Regions from separate parts of the Mus musculus genome. Here region 2 is linked to region 1. A link is a loop called in an ENCODE intact Hi-C map of the cell type or tissue named here. Cell type or tissue: heart. All regions are shown on one strand. Each heading gives the region's core, and the rest is flanking DNA. Links, peaks and the distances in the headings are about the cores only.

What was found. Hi-C counts contacts between places; a loop is a spot of excess contacts. Peaks named below come from ENCODE experiments on the same cell type or tissue, not always from the same donor. Only the 100,000 strongest peaks of a DNase experiment are listed, where the experiment ranks them.
Region 2: it touches region 1 in a loop (2.4-fold over the local background); 3 of 42 quality-filtered maps call a loop at or near these places.

The regions. Positions count from the first base shown.
Region 1 is chr19:44,926,531-44,937,454 of GRCm38, forward strand. It overlaps Slf2 (SMC5-SMC6 complex localization factor 2), which reads left to right and starts at 4,589. Exons shown (of 20, transcript NM_001081225.2): 1 at 4,589-4,920; 2 at 7,582-7,625; 3 at 8,403-9,136. The coding sequence starts at 4,781. In heart, for the core only: a CTCF peak has its summit at 4,518; DNase peaks (open chromatin) are centred at 1,821, 4,431 and 5,041; H3K4me3 peaks cover 3,302 bases; H3K27ac peaks cover 4,283 bases.
Region 2 is chr19:45,010,783-45,021,706 of GRCm38, forward strand. It overlaps Twnk (twinkle mtDNA helicase), which reads left to right. Exons shown (of 5, transcript NM_153796.4): 5 at 802-1,982. The coding sequence ends at 1,122. It overlaps Lzts2 (leucine zipper, putative tumor suppressor 2), which reads left to right and starts at 7,353. Exons shown (of 5, transcript NM_001130526.1): 1 at 7,353-7,448; 2 at 10,605-10,924. The coding sequence starts at 10,647. In heart, for the core only: CTCF peaks have their summits at 2,001 (motif pointing right), 4,294 and 6,631 (motif pointing right); DNase peaks (open chromatin) are centred at 4,379, 5,769, 6,849, 7,299 and 4 weaker places; H3K4me3 peaks cover 5,583 bases; H3K27ac peaks cover 6,288 bases.

The DNA of each region.
Region 1 (10,924 bases), core at 940-8,939:
AATGGCTCGCTAAGCATGCGTGAGAAATGCCTGCCTGCAGGCTGGCATCTCTAAAACCAATTATTCCCCCGACTTTGTTTTACGTTTTTAGATGGACAAATAGACTAGCACTGTAGAAATCTGAACTCTACTCCTCCTTCCTATATGCATACACACAAACATAGGTATATATATTACAAAGGGGAAAAAGCCCATAGAAAGTGTGTGCGTGTGTGCATACGTGTGCTGTGTAGTTACATGTTAAAGCCAGAATAGCTGTGATGACTCACAATCCTGGTTCTTAAGAGGTAGAGGCGGAAGGATTGAGGAGATGATCTATCTAGTGAATTTAACAATGGCAGAAACTGTTAGCTATGTCGAAAATTACAAGCCTGCTTCTAATATCTGGGTTTTGAAACATTCCACGGTGGAGTAAGATGACGTAGGGGTCCTTGGCTTCAGGTTTTGCGGTTTTGCTACTCAGTTCCTAGGAAGTTTGCATTGCTTGGCATTATATTAAATTTGGCATCTCCCAGGTAGCCCCTGAAGCTAAACTGGTGCTTTTCCAACACGTTTGCTCAGCCCTGCTGAGTTCAACATCTGTTTACAAAGGTGGTTTTTCCCTTTCTTCCTTCCTTCCTTTCTGTCTTTCTCTCTTTCTTCCTTTCTCTCTCTCTTTCTTCCTTTCTTTCTCTCTCTCTTTCTTTCTTTCTTTCTTTCTTTCTCTCTCTCTCTCTCTCTCTCTCTCTCTCTCTCTCTCTCTCTCTCCCTCTTTCTTTCTTTCTCTCTCTCTTTTTGACTGAGACTTGAGCCATGGTGAGCTCACCTTCCCTTCTGTGGTCTGTTTTTTCTCTGTCAGGCTTTCAAGTTAATTATTTCCTGTTTCTGTGAGTCTGTTCCTTATCCCACCTCTCAGACCACCCTCCACACATTCCTACCCCCATCCATTCCCCAGCACATGGGCCTTTGTCTCTTGGCCTGCCCTTGAGTACCCTCTGAGAGTCTTGGAGTTAATTTCGAAGTATAGCAATCTCAACACAAAAACATGCCTTTCTTGTAAAAGCCAGAAGTTGTGTCCCAGGTTTTCAGCTTTTTAGCAAGTCTTTGTTATGTCCCAATAGTCTCTAGTCTCTTAATGCCTGAGTCTGAGGTACTATGAGAGATCTTGCCCTGTTGGAGGTCTCAGGCATCCTCTCAGGACTCCCACCCTGAGCCTGCCTGTCCTAAGGAGTTGTTCCATTGTTCACGCAACAGTGTTGCCCTTGGTATCTCTCCCGTTCATTCCCTCTCATCAATATCAGAGCCTGCTGGCTTCCTGTAATGCAGGTACAGTGGGCTGAATTGTAGCTCAAAATACTTTCTGTACAGAAGAAGCCCCTGGGTGGGCGGGGCTAGCGATTTGGTTCAGAGTACTAGCTGCTCTTTCAGAGTTCAATTCCCAGAACCCACAAGGTAGCTCACAACTGTCGCTAACTCCAGTTCTAGGGGATCCAGTGCTGCCTTCTTGCCTCTATAAGCACCAGCCTTGCAAGTGAACGCACAGACAGAATACCCACACATATAAAGTAAGTAATTTTTAAAAAGCCACTCCAGGTCCCAGGACTTGGCTTCCTTTCCGTTGCTCAGAAATCTCACCAAAGCAGCCTTTTACAGACAAGTCTTCCTTTCCCCAGCTTCTTCTTCCAGCGCTGCCTGGGGATTTGCTTTCGCTCTCTCACCTAGACTCCAGGACACTGTTTATCATCATGTCCCCTAGCAGTACCTCGGCTTTTCTCTCCTGTCTTCTCACCCCATGAGAGTGCACAGGAGCTCTTCTGGCAGCTTTTACGGTTTCCTGGCCACCTATTTCCAGTCCGATAAGAAGTAAAGGAGGAAGAAAGCCAAAACTGACAAGCTCCCACGAAGCCAGGAATAGCTTAGGAGCATGTGCTTGCCTCACATGCATGCATGAGACCCAGAATTCCAGCCCCAGTGCCTCAAAGAGATACTGACTATAGGTTAGAGTATAAGTGTTTGTGCGTAGTGTATACGTACACACTTAAAGTGAAAACCTGAGTCTAAACACAAAGCAGGGGTTCAACTCTCTTTGAAGGAAAGGGGAGTCTGAGGCTCCAGCCATCTCTATGTTCAGTGCAGCTCAGCCGGCAACTCAAATCTATATGTTCTCCCCGTGCAGCTCAAACAAAGAGAAGCCTTGATGGATATTGAGGATTTGGGCAACTACCTCCCAGTTAAGAAGAGATTTTTTTTTTTTTAAATCGTGCTTTCATTATGACTCCATCTCCGTTTATTGATCAAGGGATTTCTTGCCTCACTTAACTCTGTAATCTGCTGATCAGATTAAGAAAATGTGAAAACTATTGTTTGGCAGCAGGAGCAGAGACCTAAAAGTGACACTTGAGAGGCGGGAGACTCAGATACTATAATTCAAGAAGAGTGACTAATTGATCATGCAGACCATGTTCTTATGCTTTCTTTATTCTTTTTATGCGCTGAGTGTGGAATGGAACAAATCAGATTAAAAGTTTTGTGGCTAGGACTGTTTGGGAGTTCCTAGTGTAGAAATAGCCAGCACAAAGTCATCGAAGGGCCAGGAAATAATCTGCACTAAAAGGCATAAACATATTCAACATAGTTTTGTCACTTACTGTGTTCTTTTCAAATGTAAGGACTAAAAGCAGTGTAGTGAATTCTCAGTTGCAAGCTGCCCTGGGTTTGAGTGTTTCTTCTCTCACATTGTTACTACCTGGTATACAGCTGCGAGTTCTGGAGAGACCCGTGGTTCCTCTTTACCTCCTACCTGCCAGCCTATTGGTCACTTTATTCTCGTTAATTCTTCCTCTTGAGGGATACCAGGAAAGAGAAAAGGGGTGAATTTCAGGTCAGTCTAGTGTGCTTAGCAACAGAAGCAATTCAATCTCAGTACAATAAATTTGGAAGACCTGTTCAATTTTTTTGTGTGTGTCATTTAGGAATTTGCTCCAGCCAAGTGAGGGAACATTCCTCTCAGTTAGAGCCTGGACATTTTTGAGATTGATAGGATTTGTTTTCTTTTCTTTTTTTTTTTTTTTAGTTCCTTTGAGACAGGATCTTGCTACATAGTCAAGGCTGGACTCAATGTCTATTTCTTTCTCTCTTTAAAAAGATATCTTTTATTGCATTCATTTCGTGTGTGTATACGCTGACAGACGTCATAGGATAGCTCACCGCACTGAATCAGTTCTCTCCTTCTGCCATGTGGTCCTGGGTCATGAAAGCAAGTTCCTTTATACCATGAACTATCAGCACAGCCGCGGCCTTCTCTCTTGACCCTCCACCTCCGTCTCCCAAGTACTAGGATTACAATAGGATTACAAGCCTTCCCTAAAAAAAAAAAAAAAACTGGCCGGGTACTGCAGGAAATCTGAAGCCCAAAGGAAAGAGAATCTTGTATTTGTACCAATTACACGAGAGAATCTAAACCTGTTTACATTGCTGGGTTTTATTACTTAAAATTACCCAGAGAAGATGGGCAGTGGTGGCCCACGCCTTTAATCCCAGCATTTGGGAGGCAGAGACCGGCCATTTTTCTGAGTTCAAGGCCAGCCTGGTCTACAGTCAGTTCCAGGACAGCCAGGGCTATACAGAGAAACCCTGTGTGTGTGGGGGGGGGGGGGGGAAGTGGGGGGGACAAGGGAAATTACCCAGAGAAGTGAGTAACTATACCCATTCTATACACATGGGAAGTGAAGTTTTAAATTACTCTGACCAGTTCCTCGGTCTGCAAAAAAACCCAGCTGGAGAGATAGCTCAGTGGTTAAGAGTACTAGTTGCTACTTCCAGAGGTCCTGAGTTCAATTCCACCAACCCTAAGGTGGCTCACAACCTCATGCTCTATTGTCATTCAGGCATACATGCAAATTGAGCACCATATACATAAATAAAAACTTAAAGAAATCCAACCTAACAGCCTCTTCAAAGCACAAGTCCTTTACTGATAAGGAAAAGAAGTCTATGTGCTGCGACTTCATGGGGAAACCCATTAGAGACAAAACGCTTTGACAGAATAAAAATGTCTAATTCAATGACTGAGTGCTCCCCCGCCCCCTCCCTTACAAAACAAAACAAAACAAAACAAAAAAACGGAACAACTATATCACAGTATAGAAGATCCCTCACAGAACGGTCAAATCACATTATAAGAGAAGGAACAGAAAGGAAATGGTGACAGCATTTTGGCCTAAGATGCCAAAGTGACTATGAAATATTAGGGCAGCTGTAGCACAATCGTCACAAATGTTGGCCATCTTCACTACAGACAGCTGCAGGCTCGGTTTTACTTCTGCAAATCTCACCCCTAGCCCTCGATCAGGCGGCTGTCGCCAGCTGTCGTAACACCCGCCACTGCCTCTTCTTTCCCACTCCCACGCACCGGCCAAGGCCGCCGCGGCCCCGACGAGGAGGCGCGCGCCCCAGGCGCACGTGACGGGCCCGGGGAGGGCAGTTTTCAATCTCCCCTCCCCCTTCCAAAAAACCCGCCCTCTCCCGGCAGGCGGAGGCTTTCTATTGCGCTACCACCAGAGTGACCCTCAGGTCAGCCAATCGCGACGCGGCACCTCAAGAAAGGCCCGCCCCCTGATGGTCCTCAGGTTCCTTCCCGCTCACACCGGAGTCACTTCCGAAGAGAGAACCGCCATGAAGAGAGTAGGGGGTGCCGCCCACCTCTGCACCGACAGCCTCCCCGAGTCCCAGCAGCAAGACGGCAACCACGCACCCAGCTTCTCCAGCCACAGCTCATGCCGCCGTCGCCAGCGGCGCCGACATGACAAGGCGCTGCATGCCCGCTAGGCCAGGTTTCCCCTCATCCCCAGCCCCGGGGTCGTCGCCCCCGCGCTGCCATCTGAGACCCGGTAGTACCGCCCCTGCTGCAGCGGGAAAAAGAACAGAGAGTCCTGGGGACAGGTACAGTGCAGAGGGCTTGAGAAGGGGCCGGGTCGCGGGGGCACGGGTATAGGGGAGGACTACGGACGGCTGCTCTTCAGTTCCCGCCATCCTCAGCGAGCTCAGGCCTTGATGTTCTGGGGCCTGCAAGCCCTCGCCCCGCCTCCGCGCGGGGGCTTCTGGGAGTTGAAGTCTCCTTTTCTGTAGTTGAGGTGTTGCTTTTGGTCTAGTGACCACCAGCCTAGATGGCTGCGGAGAGCCCGCTTTAGGTAGAAGGTTGTTTTTCTCCTTTTCGAGCGCTTGCCCTGGGGCCCTCCCTTCTCGAAGCCTCTATTTAGATCGTTCTGATCCTGGTGGTTTCTTGAGTTTAATTATGTAAGATGTGATAAGGAAAACCCACGAATTACTTAATAGTACAGTGTACACGACCATTCATACTAAAAACATTTTTGGAATGCGCCTGTTTTCTCTTTGAGTGACTTTCTCCCTCACCAACAGACCTTTCTTTTTCTATTTCCTTTTTCTTCCTTTCTTTTTTTATATGGTAAGGATTTTCTGGGAGCTATGTAATGATGGAGAATTTCATCATATGACATCCTCTGACAATAAAACATTCAAATTATCTACGAACTTGGTACTGTCTTTTTTTTTTTTTTTTTAAGAATTGGTAACAGACGTTTTAAGTTTATGCTTTAATATTGTAGCACAGATTCACAATCCTTTATCTTAATTCTGAAGGACAGAAGGCTGTGAAAAACAACTATTTTCATTGCTTCCTACCACAGCCGCCTTGGCAGCCAAGCCAGGTTGATCAGAGCTAATATAAGGTTTGTGGGTGGTACTGAGTGTGAGTGTTGATAAGCTTTGCTGGAGAAATAGTAATATTTTGGCTACAGGTTGCAGCGCCAGATCCTGCTGGGGGCTGCACATAATACATTCAAGTTATTTCCCCTCCAAAATCCAATAAATTGAGAATTCTAACACGTTTGGTTCCAGCACTTTCAGATTAAAGGCTTGTAAAACTGTCATAATTTTTTTTAACCAGTTATACATAAGTAATGGATATTTCTGTGTGCTTGAACTTAGGAAACAATTATTTTACCTCTACAGAGTTCGTTTATAGTTTCATGGTTTACCAAAAGTCATTTTTCCATTCAGGTGTATTGGAGAGTAGTATTAGATTTAATACTTTAGGGGAAGGGTATGATGTTAATTTTTAGTAAAAATATAAGTATATCTTGGTTTTAATTTGCTGCTTCTGGGTTCTTTTGCACCTCTCCACTGCCAGAAATAGGCACATCATGTGTCTTCACTAGTATTTCTTCCTTTACTCAGTGGTAGAGTTAATTTACCTAATGTAATTGACTTTCTGTAAACAAATGCATGTATTCTCCCATAACCTGTCACTCATCATTTAGGTTCTCTCAACATACTGGTGGAGTCTAGGTAAACCAGGAAAGATGGTCACTGCTCTTCTAATGCTACCAGTAAAATGTACACTAGAGAAGGAGATCAGCCTTGGGTTTGGATTGCTCAGGCTGCCGTCTTGAGTACTGGCTCAGTGGAGGAATGTTCAGGGATACTGCTTGTTGGCTCTCTTTCAAACATGCATGAACAGATCAGAGTATAGGTTCAGGAAATAATTGTATGCCCATGTTAGTGTGTAGTAACCCGTACATATTATTAAAGCTGTTTGATTTTTTTTTTTACTTGTTAACTGTCCAATTTCCTTTTTATTTTACTTAGGTAGTATGATGCTTTTGTAAAAGTATCTTAAGTTTTGTTTTGTTTTAAGTATTTTACTTATTTTTTATGTGAATGAGTGGTTTTGGCTGCATGTATATTTGCACCATGTGTGTGCCTGGTGCTAGGAGACCAGAAGATGGCATCACATACCCCTGGAACTGGAGTTAGTCATTTGTGAATAGCCATCTGGGTGTGGGGAGCCCTGGCTTCTTTGCAAGAGCAACACATGTTCTTAACCACTGAGCCATCTCTTCGCCCCTTGAATCTTTGCTTTTTTGTTCTGTTTTATTTTGTTTTGTTTGATTTGCTTTTCAAGAAAAGGTCTCATTGTGTAGCCCTTACCAGGCCTAGAATTCACTCCATAGACCAGACTGGTCTCACATTTACATAGATACATCTGCCTTGTCTCCTGAGTACTGGAATTAAAAGGTGTGTGCTACTGCTCCTGGCTAATCTTAAGGAATCTTAGATCTTTAAGAAGAAAGTTTGAAACACAAGTTGTGGCTCATCCTAGCTTTTGCTGTTAGTTTAGGATCTTATAAAACATAAGAGATCAGTGTAAGAGTCACGGCTGATCCTCTCTACCTTTGCCTTGCATGTTCCTTTTCAGATCAACCCAATTGTTCTCTTTCCCATCTGCTGTTCTGCTCATGTTGCAAGTCTCTGTTAGACAGGTCTGTGATCTCTAGTATTTATCAGGTTTCTGTTTAAGTCTCAATTGTGTTTATAAACTTAGCAAAAAAATGGCTATATATTTTTTTAAATTTTCCCTTGTGGCTTAGCAAACTATGATTGACATTTTCAGTACTTGATTAGTTAAATAAGAAAGTGGAATTCAGCCCGTATTATATATCTAACACTCACGACTTGATCTAAAGTATTGAGGTTTGAATATTTGGTGTTGTGATGTCATATTAGCTGTGCTTTTATTTTCAGGAAACAGTCAATCATAGATTTCTTCAAGCCAGCTGCAAAACAAGGTATGCATGGTAATGTATTTTTGATGGGTTGTCTTAGAGAGCCTCCAGACTTTTGATTATACTGTTCAGGATTAAGAAATGTTTGTTATAATGAAAATGTGCTCAACAGTAAACCATCTCTTCTATAGTCTTTTTTTTTTTAAGATTTACTTTATGTATATGAGTACACACTATAGCTGTACATATGGTTGTGAGCCTTCATCTGATTGTTGGGAATTGAATTTAGGACCTCTGTTCACTCCCACTCCAGTCAACCCCACCTGCTCAGTCCCTGCTCGCTTTGGCTCAAAGATTTATTTATTATTCTACATAAGTACACCGTAGCTGTCTTCAGATGCACCAGAAGAGGGCATCAGATCTCATTACGGATGGTTGTGAGCCACCATGTGGTTGCTGGGATTTGAACTCAGGACCTTCAGAAGAGCAGTCAGTGTTCTTACCTGCTGAGCCATCTCAACAGCCCTCTACATTCTTAACATTAAAAAAATTCCAGCTTATAGTGCTTATATTATTTGTGTTCTCTAGTAAAAAGCTCACAAAAAAAGCTATAGTGAGCTTAGTTGATGTAGCAGAAGGGATTCATGAAACTTCATAAAAGATAACCCTATTTCTTAGTTTCTCTCATTCCCCCAAAATATATTTTATCACCACATATTAATTGGATTGAATTTTTTAGTAGCTTCAGTACAGTTAATAGCTAATATAAACATTAATAGACACATCAGTTTATTTTTAATAATGTGTGATTTATATGTGTTTTAATTGTGGCTGTTTTAGACAAACATATGTTGGATTCGCCTCAAAAATCAAACATCAAATACAGAGGAAATGGATTATCCATCACTGGGACAGAGCAATTTGAAAGGAAATTATCTTCACCAAAAAAACTTAAACCTAAGAGGATGTCATCAGAAGAAAGTCCTATTTTAGAGGCTTTCATGAAAGGTGGGAAGGAGCACCACAAAGATCGTGGTGTCCATGAGTCACGGCGGCCTTGTATGTCTCTAAGCAAATATTTACCCAAAGGAGCTGGCATCTATGCTCCTTCCTCTTATCGATTGCCCAAAGAGATCAAGGCACAGAAGAAAAAACACCAGTCTCCTGAGAGAAGGAAGTCACTGTTCATTCATGAAAGTAACAGGGAGAAGAATGACAGAGATCGAGGCAAGAACAGTGAAGACTCCAGAAAACAGGCCACAGCCACAGAAGGTGACATCTTCAAGCATAGCTCCAGAAGTATTAGTAGCAGAAGCAGCCTGTCCAGGCACCATCCAGGAGAAAGCACACTGGGGGCTAGGTTCCAGCTGTCATTAGCTTCTTACTGCCGAGAGCGAGAACAGAAGAAGTTGAGAAAGGAACAAATGGAGCAGAGAATCAACTCGGAAAATTCTTTCTCAGAAGCAAGCAACCTTTCCTTAAAGTCGTCTGGTGTAGGGAAAAACTGTAAGCCGAGGCATGAGCATAGCAAGCACACTGAGGCTGTACCTGGGAAGAGTAATCTCTCAACTCTGGTATGTACAGTAACTACTGCTGTACCATGCTCAGACCTAAGTCTACAGATACTTATTAACCCATAACATAGTTAAGGAAATAGAGGTGCACAACTTGGGCTGATGCTGGTTTCATTAGGTTATCTCTACTCTTCATTGAATTCTATATGTTTATTTTATTTATTTTGGTTTTTTTCAAGATAGGGTTTCTCTGTGTAGCCCTTGTTTTCCTGGATCTCCCTTCATGGACCAGACTGGCTTTAAATTCTCAGAGCTCCACTTGCCTCTGCTCCTGAGTGCTGAGATTAAAGCCTTGCACCACCACGGCCAGCTAAATTCATTCTTAACCCTAATTTTTACAGACCAGGATCAACGTTTGTTTGTTTTTTTTTTTTAACTTTTTTTTTTTTAATTGATTCTATGTATGTGAGTACACTGTAGCTGATGTGGTTGTTGGGGATTGAATTTTAGGACCTTCTGCTCGCTCTGGTCAACTCAGCTTGCTCAGTCCCTGCTTGTTCCAGCCCAAAGCTTCATTTATTATTATACATAAGTTCACTGTAGCTGACTTCAGACACACCAGAAGAGGGCGTCAGATCTCATTACAGGTGGTTGTGAGCCACCATGTCGTTGCTGGGATTTGAACTCAGGACCTTCAGAAGAGCAGCTAGTGCTCTTACCCATTGAGCCAGCTCCTTAACATTTTTTTTTAATGGTTCCTCTTCTCCCCCTCCCCCCCCCCCCCCAGGACAGGGTTTCTCTATATAGCCCTGGCTGTCCTGGAACTCACTTTGTAGACCAGGCTGGCCTCGAACTCAGAAATCGGCCTGCCTCTGCCTCCCGAGTGCTGGGATTAAAGGCAGGCGCCACCATGCCCAGCTCCCTCTTCATTTTTTATATGCATTGGTGTTTTGCCTGCATGTATGTCTGTTGGCGGGTGTCAGATACCCTGGAACTGGAATTACAGATTGTAAATGCCATGTGGGTGCTGGAAATTGAACCCAGGTCCTCTGAGCTATCTCTCCAGTCCCACAAAGATGTTTTCTGATGAAACATTAGAATGAAACATTCTTTCAGGCAGATATTGTAATTTTTTTTAAAGATTTGCCAAAGGGAGGTGCTTAAGGAATGGCAAATACAGAAGAGTAGGAAACAACTTAGACTAGTGCTTCTCAAAATGTCCTCAGAGCAGTAGCAGCAATGGCCCTTGGAAATTTGTCTAAATGCACTCTCTATCCCAGTAAGAAACAGTGGAGTCAGAGCACAGCAGTCTTCAGTTAAAAGCCTCCAGATATCTGCCCTCTGAAAGTTGAAGAGCCACTGTTTCAGATTATATGTAAATCTTCGATTTATTTGCTTTATTTGAACGTATATGTGGAGGCCAAAAGAAACTGCCAGATCCCCTGGATTAGGGTTACAGGTGGTTGTGAGCTGTGCCGTGTGTGTGCTAAGAATCAGTCTCAAGTTCTACAAGAGCACAGTAACTCTTAACCGATGAACTCTCCAGCCTCATATATAAATCTTAGATCATTGATTAGGTATGGGTCTTAGAAACATGCCTGATGACTTAGAAAACTATACATATATTTTAGTCCTACCTATCACATTTTTCTTTTCAGAATTCAGAATCAGACTAGCATTAAAGCTTTTCTTCTTCCCTAGAACGTCAAGTTATTAATTTTAAATTGTATCTACATAAAGAACAAATAACGTCAGATATAAACAAAGTACATACTTATAATACTTAAGAGGCTAAGGTAAAGGATTATGAGTTAGAGACTATCCTGGCCTACATAGCCTACTCCTGTC
Region 2 (10,924 bases), core at 1,706-9,705, 85 kb after region 1:
CACAGGTTCTTGAGGAGTGGACAGTGAGTCATCCTGTGACCTCGGGGAGACTTCCCAACCAAAGTCATGCTAACATTCCAGACAGTAAGTGTCAGGTTATCAAACACATGGGGAGGCCTCTGAGCCACAGGGCCAGCCCTGTCCTGAGGTCTCCAGCGGTCTGCTCAATTCTTTTTCCATGCAAGGTCTCAGCTAGGCAAGCAGAGTGGAGGCTGAGTTGCAAAAACTGTATTACTCTGAAACAAACATGGAACTAGAGTAATGCAGAAGGCACCGTAGGGGGTCAAAGGAGGCCCTACGGAAGTGACACATGAATAGTGAGAGTAAGGTGGGCAGGTAAGACGGACCACCATGAGGAGAGGCATGGAAAGCAGGAGCCACAGCACAGAGTCTGAGACGGGCGAGTTAGTTACAGCTGGGAGACTCAGCAGCTCCAGCATCTGATATGATTAGATGTTTAAAGAGCTTGGTGACAAGGGGGTACTGTTTCCTTTTTTAAAAATAAAATGTATTTAATGTGTATGGGTGTTTTACCTGCATGTATGTCTGTGCACCACCATGCATATTGGTATCCACAAAGGCCAGAAGAAAGCATTGAATTCCCTGGGACTGGAGTTACAGACATTTGTAAGCTACCATGGAGGTGCTGGGAATTGAACGTAGGTCCTCTGAAAGAGCAGCCAGTACTCTTAACTGCTGGGCCATCTCTTGAGCCCCTCATTTTTCCCACTCTTTCCACTCCTTCCTGCACCCTCAGCCTTTCACTCATGTCTTTTTTTTCTCCTGCCCCCTCTCCTTTAGGCAAGCCAAGAAGCAGACAATGTTCTGATCTTACAGGATAGGAAACTGGTGACTGGGCCTGGGAAACGGTATCTGCAGGTGTCCAAGAATCGCTTTGATGGAGACGTAGGTGTCTTCCCACTGGAGTTCAACAAGAATTCCCTTACCTTCTCCATCCCACCCAAGAGCAAAGCCCGACTCAAGAAGATCAAGGACGACAATGGACTAGTGGCCAAAAAATCCTCTTCTGGCAAAAAAGGGGCTGCGCACCAGAACCCTGAGATTTGCTTAGGCCAGGACCCCAGCCCCGCCCAGCCAGATACCTCCAAGTCCTCAGGGTGAAAGCAGTGCACTGCTGCTCGCTGAAATGAGCCTGGTGGAGCAGGCCTTCTGCTGGGGCTCTTCCATATAGTCCTGAGCTACAGAACCCTTCCCAGCCCAGGGCTGGACTCCATGGTGAAAATTTTTAATTGAGCAGCTACTGGGGAATCTCCTGTATGCTGGTTTGTGTTTGTTTTTTCCCCATAGGTTTTCTGTATAGCACTGGAAAGACAAAGGCTGTTTCCAAAGAACCAGCGTTTTGGTGAAAGGAACGAAGCAAAGGGAAGGATGCTAGACTCAGCTCGTTTTGGGTTTTTGTTTTTTGTTTTTCCAGATAGGGTTTCTTCTCTGTATAGCCCTGGCTGTCTTGGAACTCACTTTGTAGACCAGGCTGGCCTCGAACTCAGAAATCCGCCTGCCTCGTCAGCTTGTTTTGATTAGTCAGTCTGAAAAGGTGTCTGAACAGAGTGCATGGGAGAACTAGACATGGGCCTGTGAACCTCTGCAGAAAGGGATCCAGATGGAAACACGCCAGACCCTCAGGTGGGAATGAGCAAGGCAGATGAAGAGGCCAGGCCCCTGAAGCTGCCGTGAAACAGGAGGTTTGCTGAAGCTCCAGAGCCGAAGGCTGATGCGGTAGGCACCGAGCCTCTCTGCTCTGCTTTGTAGAGCCAGGCAGAAGAATTGATCTGAGGTGCTGATCCTGTACTCTTAGGGCTTCAAAGATGGAAGCTGCTTCCCACTGGACCATGGAAAGAAGCTGTAAGCCTGCAGTGCCTGCCCCGTGGGTGCCGATTTCACTGCTGCCTCTGACAGCTGGAGCTAGGACTCTTTTGTAGAGCCTTTTCCAGTTTGAATGAAACATTTCTATTGCCTTTGTTTCTGTGCGTTTTTTCTTACTTGTCCACCAGGTGTCTCCCCACACTAATTGGATTTCTTCTCTGACTTGGGAGTAAATGGGTCCTTTTCCCCACTTCAACCTCTGAGCCGGAAGCTCCCAAATAGCAGGGAGCAGTACAGGGCCTTCACATCTCACCCCCTAGAGATACACCGTCCTTGGAATAGGGGAAACAGGGTGCTGTGTTGAGGACCCCATAAAATTCCTGACAGGTGTGGGTCACATACCCAGGCCTTGCCTGACCAGCTGTCGCTCTTCACCTGTGAGGTGAACCATTCACATATCTCAGTGTAGACTCAAGAGTCAGCCCTAGCTGGGCGTGGTGGTGAATGCTTTTAATTCCAACACCTGGGAGGTAGAGGGCAGAAGATCAGGAGTTCCAAGTATCCTAAGTCTAGGCCAGACTGGGCTACTCAAAACTTTACCTCAAAAATAGCTCATTATCTCTTTCCCCTTACCCTCATTCATTCCCTCTGGAGTCCTCTCATCTCTCCTTAACATGTGCTCGAGCTGGGAATTTGTTAAAAACTCTGAGCTTAGGGCAGTCTCTCTCCCCTGCCTTTACATCCTCTGAGATTTGGAGTTTGACATGGGGTCTGGATACCTCAGTTTACCAGGCGCTACAGAAGGTTTTAGAAGAAATGATTCACAGACTGCCAGGCATATTGCTAAATGACCTTTTCATTTCGATTGGTGTGATGCCCTGAAGTAGCGATTTCAAGATTGGGGGTATTAGCAAGCCTCTGCTCTAGGTAGAGGGGTGGTTTTTTTACTCCCTAGAGGAAGAGCAACCTTTTCAAATCAACCCAAGAGGAAGCTTTTAGAACCGGATGGTAGAGTCCAGGGTTTCTGAGAACTCTAGCCACAAAGACCTGAAACAATTGCTTGCAAAGCTGTTGGTGGTGGGGAAGAACCTAGGGGTGGGGGTAGCTCCTCCAGGGCCTGCCTTCTTGGGGGTCTCTCCCAGACTGGCTGGAGCCAGGCCTCTCTAATCCTGCAGTAATCATTACCAGCAGTTGGCTGCTCTAGGCCTCAACCAGGGTCTGAAATATTTAAGTCAGCCATGCCTTCCAGATGTACAGAGAGAGAGATCACTCCTACCTATCAGAGTATGGATTCTGTATTCTACTCTCCCTAAAATGCCTGGCGTGTCCTCAGACAATCCTGTAGTTTCTCCTTTGGAGTTTGTGAGGGCTGTAAATCAGCAGAGAGAGAGAGAGACAGCTCCACCCTCCTGGCTGGCGCACACCCCCACACTTCACAAACCAGAATGAGGAAGAGGAGGAGGAGGAAGGCTAGCTAACACACCCCCTACACAAACACATTCCTCTTCGTACCTGCCCTAAACTCCCCACAGCAAGCTCTAGCACAAAATATGCTCAGTAGCCATTGGAGCCCGGAAGCCAGGTAAGGTCATTCCTATATCTTTAATATAAAGTTCCGAGGAGGCACTTTCTATCCACATACTCAAAGTGGCTTGAAGCAAATCACCTGGGATGAGTCGTGTCACCCTGTGTCCCACTTACTCCATGTCCCAGAGACCTCCTGGAAAGGTCTGGCCTAGCAGGGTCAGATTAGATCTGCAGCCCTGCTTTCAGACTTACATTGGGTCTCACGTGACCGTGAGGGGGCGGCTTTAGGTCTTCAACAGCTGTAATGTGGGCGAGTCTGAGACCAAACTCACCTTGGTCTCCTGAACCAACTACTCAGGCAGTGGGCCTGGCTCAGAGAGCTGTAAACTTAAGCCTTTCCACAATATACCTGGTAAGTCAGGGAGGAAAGGAGCCTTTGGTACGTCCCTGAAATACAGGCCAACTTCCTGTTTGCTCCTGTGGGTGGGACTTTATGGATCTAAGGGAAGCCTAGCTGTGCCCTATGGGGGGCCAGGACTAGCAGCTTTCTCACCTGGGTTGCTAACTACTCTAGGGAAAGAGGCGGTACTAGGTCTGCCAGGACAGCCCCCAGCCAGCCCCAGCCCTAATGAGTGTGTGTGTGTGTGTGTGTGTGTGTGTGTGTGTGTGTGTGTGTGTGTGTGTTTTATGAAACTCGATACTTCTTTGTCTGCTTCCTAGGGATTTTCCCTCTTCTGGTTGTGAGCAGAGTGGACCGGACTGAGTTCCCCACAGAGCAGGAGAGAGGCAATCTCTACCGTGCCTTAGTTAAGGCTGCCAGGTAGCTAAAACGTCAGTTACGCCTGCCCTCCCCTTAGGTCAAAAGTCAGTATGCTGTGCAGTCAAAAGGCCAGAGAGACAGCCTTAGGCCACCACCAGGCTACTTTTGGACTGGGTACTGGGTCAGGCTACTTTTGGGTTGGGTACTAGGTTAGCTATTTGGAGGTGCGGGGCAGACCACTCCCCTCTGGGGGGGGGCGCGGCTTCAGCCGCCCCGCCCCACTCTTCCAGGGCTGGCCTGGCGGGAGCGGGGAGCCGGGAGCGCTGAGCCCGGAGCCGGCTGGAGAAGTAGAGTTCTATCACGGCGAAGAAATAGGCACGCTGGAGCGGGAGCCGGGCCAAAAAGGGAGCAGCGGCGCAGGTGACGCTGGGTGAGTGGTGGGGCGGACGGGGTGCAGGAGCTCCGGCTTCCCGCAGGTCCTCACTTTGGAGAGAACTTTACGCGTCTTGGGATGAGGAAAGGGTCCGCACTCTGTGGACCGCAGGCGAAACAACAGCAAAGGAGTAAGAAAACTTACACACACGCGCCGACACACACACACACACACACACACACACACACACACACACACACCCATGCATTCACTTAGGACGCGAACACACGTGTGCTCAGGAAAGGACAAACACAGCGAGGTACCCTAGCTGTCCCAATGGCAGTACCACTAGCTCGCGCGACTCCCCACCCCACCCTGCGACCTGGACGCTGAGTTTTTCTGCCCAAGGCTGAGTGAGAGAAAGGGGACGCCCTGAGACTATCGGCGGGGGCGGGCGGGGTTTGTCGCACCAGGCGGTTCCTGCTTCCCAGCCGGCTGCCTGCAGGTGAAGACCAAGACGTAAACAGGCGTTGAGCACGTGATTGCTTCGCAGCCGGGTGGGTAGTGCTCCCCAACTCCTGTCTAGGCAGGGACACCCCTCTCATCTACCTCTCCGCTGGTCCTAGCATGTTTGTTTCGCCCTGTATGGAGCTTTATTCCACACTTCACCTGGAATGATGATAAATCCTCTCACCCAGAATGGGAGCTCAACGCCCCTGGGGGCCTGGGTGACCCGGAGACCTGGAGAGGGTTGGGGCTAACTTGGGCTCCTTGCCTTGGAGCTCACTAGCACGTTCTTGGAACCCGTATCCTTGAAAGGTATCCGAAAGGACCTTGATGGCCCCAGACAGCTGCCCCGGTCTCATACAGCTCTGTCTTTACGTCCTCTTCCTACCGCCACCTCCACCCCTTGCAGGACTGGGCACAAATAGCCCACTCAAGCGAGAAGAGTCTCCCCTCACCCCTCCTCAAAGGGAACGCACCAAGAGTAAATATATCCTTAAACCTAAGGGGAGTGTGTCTCCTCTAGGTGGAAGAAAGATCAGAGTCCCCTCTCTGAAAGTGAAAGAGGGGGCTGCAGCCTCTTCCCCCTCCGGCCCCCATCCTTCATTCCCCCCACCCCTCACCCGGCCACATGCTGAGCCCAGCTGCTGCCTGAGCTTCTGGGCTGGAGGCCAGAAAGGGGAGGAGGTTCTCGGTGCCCCAGGAGGCAGGGATCAGGGCAAGGCCAGAGGAGGGGGTTTCTGTTAGGGAGAGGGGTTCGGTATGTTCTTGTGAAGCTGAGGGGCTGGAGTGAGCCTGAGGGTGGCTAGGCTGTGTTTTCCTTTCCAGGGAAAAAGAAAGAAAAACAACCCTTTCCATGGAGCTAAAAATAGAGCTGAGAGCCGGCCAGGCTGTGGCCTGGAAGGGGGGGGGGTGCTTCTTCCTGGGGCTGAGCCCAGCTCTGGCAGACCTTGGGGGGGGGGGCGGGGGGGATCGGGGAAGGGAGGATGGCCTTGCCAGAACATGTGAGGTCGGCTGACCTGAGCAGGTCACAGAGACCCCTCAGGGAAAGTGGGTAGTTTGTGAATATGATGTAAGAAGTTTCCAGAGTGGCTGAATCCGGCTGTCATTGCGTGGAAGAGGGTTGGGAGGCTGAGTGTATTTAAAGAATGTGACTGGATGCAAAGGACTGTTGTGCACTCTCCCGTGCACGAAACACCAAGCCTTCTGTGAGTTGGCCTGAAGGATTATGGAATGAAGATCTATGGAGCCACGTGATGGATGAGACTGACTGTGGCTGCCCGAGACTGAATGTGGGAAAGGTCGTGTGGGTGTTAAGACTGTTGTTTTCGAGAGGGTAAAAATATTTGTGACCCCAAGAGAGACTTTGGGATGTCTGCTGCGGAGCCAGTGTAGGTTTGAGCTGTTCGTTCTTGAGATTATTGGGGGTCAGGTATCCCTCCCACCCCCTTTGAGCAGCGACCCTTCTCATAGCAAATGACCCCCGAGGTTCGGCTAGGGAGGCTGGAGCCATGCCAGGGACAAGCCTGGGCTCGCGGCCCGAGGGTGCTGTGCTGGAAAGGGAGTGGGATTGGTGGGGGTCTTGGGGGGGGGGGGCTGGTAAGTTGCTGGAAAGGGCCACCAGGTGGCGCCGATTTGGAAAATCCAAGCGTGTGACCTCCAGCCTGCTGGGGGTGGGACAGACAGCGACCGAGCCAGTCCCTCAACTTGTGCCCAGGAGCCGGCAACTGGAGAGGGATGGCTGACCCCCTCGGCCTCCCCATGGACCGGGAAGCTGGAGACTGAGGAGGGAAGCTTCTCCTAGAGGAGCGGAGGGGGAGGGGCGGGGCTGGCGCCGCGCCTTGGCTCTTTGTGCTGGAACAATGACCAGCTGCCGCTGGCCCTTGGGCTCCGGCAGGGATAGGCGATGGTGACCCGGCTCGATGAGTCTCGAGCCGGCCGAGCCTCCTAACACACACACACACACACACACACACACACACACACACACACACACACAGAGTCGCTAGGCCACTCTGGGAGGAATCCCGAGCGCTACCGAGCACACACACACACCACACTTAACACACACACACACACACACACACACACACACACACACACACACACACACACACACACACACACAACACACACACACACACACAGTTGCTAGGCCACTCTGGGAGGAATCCCGAGCGCCGCCGAGCAGCCCCCGCGTGCGCCCTGGCTGGCACGCGTGACGTGGGTTACTTGCGCGTGTCCGCTCCCCGGGGCGGGAACGCCCCTCGGACCCCTCCCCCCATCAGTGCGCACCGCCCACTCGGGCCGGGCGGGGGCCGGTCAGGGCCGGGGGCGCCGGCTGGGCGGAGGCGGGGCCGAGCCGGGCAGCTCCGAGTGGCCGCGCGCGGGCTGGAGCGGGCGGCGCGCCTGTGGAGTGCTGGGGCGGCCCGGGGCTGAGCATGGAGCAGCGCGGCGGAGGTGAGGGGTCCAGGGCTGAGGGTGCCCCAACTTCTAAGCGATGCGGTCCGGTGGGGAGGTGGCATTCCATAGACGCCCCCAGTTTATGGAAGGAGCGGACTATTGTGGGTGGCGGGGGGGGGGGTGGGGGGACACGACGACTCTGGGCTTTCAGTCTCGGAATGGCAACTCGTGATCCCAGACTGGATCCTGCTTGACTGGTCTCTGGAGTTTGAGTGTGTGTGTTTGGGGGGACTTTCCCCAACTCTCCAACCCCAGCCCTGAGGTCAGAGAGTTGGGACGTGGGCCAGACTCATCTCAGGCCCTGGCGCGGCCCCAGACTCTAGAACCCCCAGCTTACTTGCTGGGGTGGGGGCGCAGGGGTCTGTGTACCATAGTGATAGGTCAGGGAGTGCTGGGGAGAACCAGGGCTTTCTTTTTCCCACAGCTACAAACGCATTTCTCAAAATGGAGCCGCTTGCCCCTCCTTCTCTCTTGGGCCTCAAAAGCGGGAGCCAGGCTGGCTAGGCCTGGCTTTCCTGACGCCTGGCCCTCAGAGCTCAGCTCTGTGGCTCCTCTGGCTTTAGGGGTCCTTGCCTGTGTAGCTTCAGCGACCCTAACTCATGGGTCTGCCTCTGGCTCCTCGTGTCTGAGCCTCTTGGCCTTTGTCTCTTCTGTCTTCTGGCTCCTGTCTCTCTGAGTGTCTACCCCGGCCCTTGCCCTTCCTTCTGGGTCTCACTTTCTGTGTCCTCTGGAGTAGGGACAGGAGTGCCAGCCCCTTCTCACTCCTCACTATACTGTGGAGCAGTCTCCATCCCTAGGCTGGACCTTTTGGGGGCGATCTCAGTACCTACCCTACAGAGAAGTTGCTACACTTCAGTTCCTACCCTAGCTCTTAGCAACTCCTTCCTCACGCTGGACTCCTGTGAGTCTCTGGTCTTAACACTTAGAGGCACTTAGTGGAGAACAATATACAAAGATAAGATGGGGCAAGGGCGTCAGGCACTGTGATCTCACCTTTCCTCAAACTCTTAAGTTAAAAAAAAGTTTTAGGGAGGAGGAGTCCCCATTCACATTGGTGGCTTTGAATGTCACCCAGGTCCTCATGCACTCCCAGAACGCTCACTTATACAGATTGGTCCTGGGGAGCTTTCACACACTTTTCTTGTGTACAGTAGGAATCCATGTAACTGTCCCAGGAGAACTGCAGGCGTCCTGTAGAGATTTGTGTGTCTCAGTCTATGAGAGACTTGACTCAATGGACCCAAAGAAAGGAGGATTTTCCCTAGAATTTCATGCTAGGAGAAGAAGCAGAATGGCTTACTGAGGATAGGTGACTGGAAGATTTAGTGGTATTTACACAAACCTCACATATGTGTGCACAAACTGGTATATCTATCCAAACATTTCTCTTTTTGCCATATAGTGACATCCAGAGCCCACAGATTCATTTGTTTTATACACATTAATAACTGTGTGGTGTGCTTTCTAAGTTACGAAACTCATAACTTTGTAAAACATAAGAATTCACACATACAGCCTGGTGGTGGTAACACACACGCCTTTAATTCCAGCCCTCAGAAGGCAGTAAGAGGTGGATCTCTGAATTCAAGGCCAGCCTGCTCTACAGAGCAAGTTCCAGGGCAGCCAGGGCTACACAGAGAAACCCTGTCTTGGAAAAACAAACAAACAAAAAACAAACAAAACAGCAAAAAAGAATTCACAGTGGGCAGTGGTGGCGCACACCTTTAATCCCAGCACTTTAGAAGCAGAGGCAGAAGCAGGCCGATTTCTGATTTCAGGGCCAGCCTGGTCTACAGAGTGAGTTCCAGGATAGCCAGGGCTATACAGAGAGAACCTGTCTCGAAAAACCAAAACCAAAACCAAAAACAAAAAAAACCACACATACAGCTCGGCATATTTGCACAAGGTTAGAATCCCAGCTCTCTGAGGCAGGAGGATCTGAGTTTGAGGCCCACCTATGGTACATAGCACAACCCTGTTTGGTTTTGTCATGTCCCCTACATCACACACACACATATACACACATGTATGAACGTACTGACATCTGTCTAAACCCACATGGACTGCACAGTTTCATGCATATTCTCACAGATACTGTTCATTTTTTTATGACCCTGTCTATGTACTCACACCCACAAGTAAATGTACACACACACACACATACACACACACACACATACACACACACACACATTCTTCTTTCTCATGGATCCTCAGTCCACTTTTTGGCCCCTTTGCTCTGTGATGACTTCAGCAGATGCCTAAGTCTTGGTCATCGGCAGCCTTGGGACTGGGCGGGAGTTCCGTTCTGGGTGCAGGCTTGCTGTTCTTTCCAGGAAGGAGTAAGACTAGGGGAGGCGGAGCCAGCCATCTTACTTGAGCTCCTACTAGACGTGGTAATGGGCTCCTGCTCAAATTCCATAGGGGTTATTCTGAAGATCAACTAAAGCAGGAAGGTTTATAAAGGTTGGCAGTGGGACAGGGCCTGGGTAGGCTCCCTTAGTCCCGAGTGATGGCAGAAGCTAAGAGTGACATGGAAACAAGCACAGCCTGCATCAACCTCTGGGAGGTAGGAGAGACCCCAGAGGGCACCTGTGGATTCCTAAGACCTGTAAGGTTTCCTGTTTGGCCAGCTCCACCCTCGAAGCCGCCTGAGTGTCTGGGAGAAACTGAGGCCCAGTGGTGGGAGGCTGGACAGCGCCTGGCTTTGACTCTTTGTTCCCTAATTACCATCTGAGTTGCTGATTGCATCCCTGACGTGTCCTCTGCCCAAACAGCCCAGTAATGAGGCCACCTGTCCCAGGAGAGTAGGGACCTGTACTGGGAGCTAGAGTTAGGGATCTCTGCCCAATCTGAGTCTTTGGCTATATAGGGGATACAGGTTGGGGCTTAAACTAGGTCTTCTCTGCCAAGGAACCCTGTATAAATGTTTAGATCTCCCATTCCTTCCTCTCTGTGTGGTCAAGTTATTCCTTAGCCTTGTTCCAGACTAGAGTTGAGGCCCAGAGGAACTCGAGGTTCATGCCAGTTCTTGGAAGGGAAGCCTTTTTCCTAAATGGGGAATGTTCTATCTGGAGGAGGGGGTCAGGAGAAGGCTTATAGGGGGAGGATCCTCAAGGTGCAGGGACTCTGACACCAATGCCCTGCTCACAGGTTGCCCCGGAGGCCCCTGGCCAGACCTGAGCCTCTGCCACCATGGCCATTGTGCACACTCTGCCAGTGCCTCTGGAGCCCGCACGTGAGACAGCCACTGCCCCCAAAACTCCAGCAATGGGCAGCGTGAGCAGTCTTATCTCAGGCCGGCCCTGCCCCGGGGGACCTGCTCCTCAACGACATCATGGTGTCCCTGGGCCCACCTTCTTCCGCCAGCAGGATGGGCTGCTACCGGGTGGCTACGAGGCACAGGAACCGCTCTGCCCGGCTGTGCCACCGAGGAAGGCTGTCCCAGGCAATAGCTTTACCTATGTCAATGA